Regions from separate parts of the Homo sapiens genome. Here region 2 is linked to region 1. Evidence: read pairs that join two places in POLR2A ChIA-PET (ENCODE). Cell type or tissue: PC-9. All regions are shown on one strand.

The links. Peaks named below come from ENCODE experiments on the same cell type or tissue, not always from the same donor. Only the 100,000 strongest peaks of a DNase experiment are listed, where the experiment ranks them.
Region 2: POLR2A ChIA-PET joins it to region 1 with 5 read pairs; 2 of 35 experiments call an interaction of 5 or more read pairs at or near these places.

The regions. Positions count from the first base shown.
Region 1 is chr6:57,205,596-57,208,095 of GRCh38, forward strand. RAB23 (RAB23, member RAS oncogene family) reads right to left here. Exons shown (of 7, transcript NM_016277.5): 3 at 2,033-2,118. Among named protein-coding and RNA genes, the nearest start is that of RAB23, 15 kb to the right of the region's middle. In PC-9, no CTCF peak of the experiment used is centred here; no DNase peak of the experiment used is centred here.
Region 2 is chr6:57,286,866-57,289,365 of GRCh38, forward strand. It overlaps a transcript of PRIM2 not described here. Among named protein-coding and RNA genes, the nearest start is that of LINC03001, 25 kb to the left of the region's middle. In PC-9, no CTCF peak of the experiment used is centred here; a DNase peak (open chromatin) is centred at 1,556.

The DNA of each region.
Region 1 (2,500 bases):
GGATGAGGGCCACAGAAAGTTTCACAGAGACTTCTGAGATGTTAAACCTGAAGGCAAAAGGTCAAGAGAGACAAGAAAGCATTCCAGGCATAGTGTAAAAAGAAAAGAAAAAAATGGGGGATTTCTCAAGGGTGAAGTACAAGTGAGGAATCAGCAGATGATGCTGGACAGACGAGGGGAAACACAGTTGTAAAGTCCTGTGTATATGATGCTGAAGAGTTTTAACCACGAAAGTGATTTGGTAGTGGGAAGGATAAAATGGTTTTCACTGACTATTTTCTCAAAGAAGAGTGAAGCAAAGAAATCAGCAGAGTGGAGAGGAGGAAGGGATTCCCAAAGTTAAGGCAAGAGAAAACACAAAAGAGCTCTTTTGGAAAATGACAGAGACTTGAGTAAAAAACACTGAGAGTGCCTGGCAGCACTATGTACTCATTAAGGTTATGTGATGTTAGCTTCAAAGTTCAGTCTGAATGGTTGTCTGATATTCTCTATATGGTTCAGGTGCTCGGATGCAGATTGGTAGATAGTCGGGTTTAACTGGGTTGGGCATTTTGCTGAGCAAGTATTATGCAGAGAGCGCAGGTCTGGGAGTTAAAGGTCCTTGCAAGCAAATGCTTACAGGACTAGAAAAACTAAGCTGAAGAAGGAAAGAAGTAAAGCCATGTGGAAGGTCATATTTAAAAAGTGGTAGGGTCAATGAACAGAGAAGCTCTCGATGGTTTCAAGACAGCGTCTGGATATTAAAGTTAGCAAGCCACAAGCCACCAGTAGTGGTCAGGGAGTAGGAGACTATAGAGGTTTAGATTTTGGGGTAATGAAACAATTGTTGGCCTTGAAAACAACAAGGAAATGAGCAACAGGCTGAATTTTCAAAAAGTAATCCAAACAATTATGGAGAAGAAACTGAGTCAGATGCCACTGTTATCAGAAAGGAGGCATAAAGGAAGTTGATGGACCAGAGCAAGCAGGGGGATTAGTGGTGGGTAAAAGTCTCATGACCTGGACTTTCAAGGTGCCGAGGTTTTGGAAGGAGAAAAGAGGAGGAATGGTGTGGAAGCAGCAGTGAGAAACAAGACAACCTCTGCCGAACAGCCTTTAAGTCTTGAGGAATGTGAGTATGCAGGGATATGGGTAAAAAGCCTCCCTTAGAGAAGGCAGCAGAGGAAGTTGTGTCTTTAGAAAACAAGTTTTAATTACAACACGGTGAAAAGTTCAGAAAAGAGGGACATCATAGAAGGGATAATCAGTATATCAGTTGTGCCTTTTTATTTCCCACAGCATCTGCGAAATGCAGAGTATTAAATACCTGTCAATATGAATGATCAATTAATATTTACTTGGCATCAACAGGCTATAATGCCACATGGTATTCCACCAAGCTTTTGTTACTGTGTTCTCTCACTTTAATCACTATTGGCAGTTGAGTTACAGGAACACTGAAAATGGTGTTTTAAATTCCAAAAGAAAAGGGCAAAATTTTATAAGAAAATGTTAAAGGAAACTTTTAAGTTCCATTTGGAAGTTTAATTTAGCCTTTTAAGAAATTTTAGCCCACATTTTAGAGCTTTAAATTCTTTAGTCATGGTTCCTTCCTTTCACAGGTATCTCATACTTCTCTGAACTCCTACAGCAGTGAAAAGGCTTTACCATGTGACTTCATGTGTCGTAACAAATGCCATCTTATTTGCCAGGGCTTTACTTTTTCGTATGTTAGCTTCCACTCTCTGACTATACAGTCATTTTCTTGGGGTCAAAGTAGGCACTTAAGAGTTTCTTAATGATTTGGTCTGGGAATGCCTACATGAGTCATATAATTCTAAGGCAGAGACAAACTGTCTACAGTACCAGGTATTATTTGCTACTATACAAGATCTTTAGAAGAATAATGAACTGGGGTTTTAAAAAATACTTTGAAATTATTTTAACTATTCTTCAAGAGAAGCCCTTATACGGGAAACAAAGAAAGCAAAATTATTTATTTAGCCAAAATAATATGCCCAAACAAAATAAATAAATAAATCCTGTGTTTTACCTCGATAGTAGGCCTTTGTAATTGCATCAAATTCCTCCTGACCTGCAGTGTCCCATAACATTAGTCTGACATCTTCATCATTAACTCTAAAACAAGAGATGAATTTATTTCATATGTAAAGGAAAATGTTTTTGGTAATATAGCTTTGTGTATATTTTTCATTTTCAAATCCAAAGATATTAAAACTACAAATGCTCCTTGACTTATGATGGGTTGTCCCAATAAACCTACTGGGGGTTACATCCTGGTAAGCCCATTGTAAGCTGAAAATTAGGAGTCAAAAATGCATTTAACACCCCATTAAACCACTGTAAATTCAAAAAACTCATAAGCTGAACTATTATAAATCCTTATGCTCCTCAACTTACGATGGGGCTATGTCTCAAAAAACCCATGCTAAAGTTGAAAAACTGTAAGTCAAACCTTCCTGAGTCAGAGACCACATGTACACTGTCAGTTTCACCCTGA
Region 2 (2,500 bases), 81 kb after region 1:
AAGATCTAATATCCAGAGTCTACAAGGTACTTAAACAAATTTACAAGAGAAAAACAACCCCATCAAAAAGTGGGCAAAGGATGATGTGAACAGACACTTCTCAAAAGAAGACATTTATGTGGCCAACAAACATATGGAAAAAAGCTCATCATCACTGGCCATTAGAGAAATGCAAATGAAAACCACAATGAGATGCCATCTCCTGCCTGTTAGAATGGTAATCGTTAAAATGTCTGGAAACAACAGATGCTGGTGAGGATGTGGAGAAATAGGAATGCTTTTACGGTGTTGGTAGGAGTGTAAATTAGTTCAGCCATTGTGGAAGACAGTGTGGCGATTCCTGAAGGATCTAGAACTAGAAATACCATTTGACCCAGCAATCCCATTACTGGGTACATACCCAAAGGATTGTAAATCATTCTACCATAAAGACACATGCACACGTATGTTTATTGTAGCACTATTTACAATAAGCAAAGACTTGTAACCAACCCAAATGCCCATCAATGACAGAGTGGATAAAGAAAATGTGGCACATATACACTATGGAATACTATGCAGCCCTAGAAAAGAATGAGTTCATGTCCTTTGCAGGGACATGGATGAAGCTGGAAACAATCACCCTCAAAAAACTAACACAGGAACAGAAAACCAAACACTGCATGTTCTCAATCATAAGTGGGAGTTGAACCATGAGAACACATGGACACAGGGAGGGGACCATCACACACTGGAGCCTGTCAGGGGGTGGGGGCAAGAGGAGGGAGAGCATTAAGACAAATACCTGATGCATGTGGAGCTTAAAACTTATGTGACGGGTTGATAGGTGCAGGAAAACACCATGGCACCTGTATACCTGTGTAACAAAGCTGCATGTTCAGCACATGTATCCCAGAACTTAAAGTAAAATGAAAAAAAAAAAAAGATATTCCAAGATTCTTCCAAGATGGCTAAATAGGAACAGATCTGGTCTGCAGCTCCCAGCAAGATTGACACAGAAGACGGGTGATTTCTGCATTTCCAACTGAAGTACGTGGTTCATCTCATTGGGACTGGTTGGATGGTGGGTGCAGCCCACGGAGGGTGAGCTGAAGCAGGGCAGGGTGTCGCCTCACCCAGGAAGCACAAGAGGCCAGGGATTTCCCGTTCCTAGTCAAGGGAAGCTGTGACAGTCTATACCTGGAGAATTGGTACACTCCTGCTCAAATACTGTGCTTTTCCCATGGTCTTCACAACTGGCAGACCAGGAAATTCCCTTCCATGCCTGGCTCGCCAGGTCCCACTCCCACGGAGCCTTGTTCACTGTTAGCGCAGCAGTCTGTGATCAACCTGCGACACTGCAGCTTGGCGTGGGGAGGGGGTGTCTGCCATTGCTGAGGCTTGAATAGGCGGTTTGGTGCTCACAGCGTAAACAAAGAGCCTGGGAAGCTTGAACTGGGTGGAGCCCACTGCAGCTCAGCAAGGCCTACTGCCTCTCTAGATTCCACCTCTGTGGGCAGGGCATATCAGAACAAAAGGCAGCAGACAGCTTCCGAAGACCTAAACATTCCGGTCTGACAGCTCTGAAGAGAGCAGTAGTTCTCCCGGCACAGCGTTCAAGCTTTGAGAATGGACAGACTGCCTCCTCAAGTGGGTCCCTGACCCCCGTGTAGCCTGACTGGGAGATACCTCCCAATAGGGGCAACAGACACCTCATAGAGACAGGGGGCCCCTCTGGGACAAAGCTTCCAGAGGAAGGATCAGGCAGCAATATTTACTGTTCTGCAGCCTCTGCTAGTGACACCCAGGCAAATAAGGTCTGGAGTGGACCTCCAGAAAACTCCAACAGACCTGCAGCTGAGGGGCCTGACTGTTAGAATGAAAACTAACAAACAGAAAGAAATAGCATCAACATCAACAAAAAGCACATCCACACCAAAACCCCATCTGTAGGTTACCAACGTCAAAGACCAAAGGTAGATAAAACAACAAAGATGGGGAGAAACCAGAGCAGAAAAGCTGAAAATTCCAAAAAACAGCACACCTCTTCTCCTCCAAAGGATCACAGCTCCTCGCCAGCAAGGGAACAAAACTGGATGGAGAACGAGTTTGATGAGTTGACAGAAGTAGGCTTCAGAAGGTCGGTAATAACAAACTTCTCTGAGCTAAAGGAGCATGTTCTAACCCATCTCAAGGAAGCTAAAAACCTCGAAAAAAGGTTAGATGAGTGGCTAACTAGAATAAACAGTTTAGAGAAGGCCTTAAATGACTTGATGGAGCTGAAAACCACAGCACGAGAACTTTGTGACGCATGCACAAGCTTCAATAGCTGATTTGACCAAGTGGAAGAAAGGATATCAGTGATCGAAGATCAAATTAATGAAATAAAGCAAGAAGAGAAGATTAGAGAAAAAAGAGTGAAGAGAAAAGAACAAAGCCTCCAAGAAATATGGGGCTATGTGAAAAGAACAAATCTACATCTGATTGGTGTTCCTGAAAGTGACGGGGAGAATGGATCCAA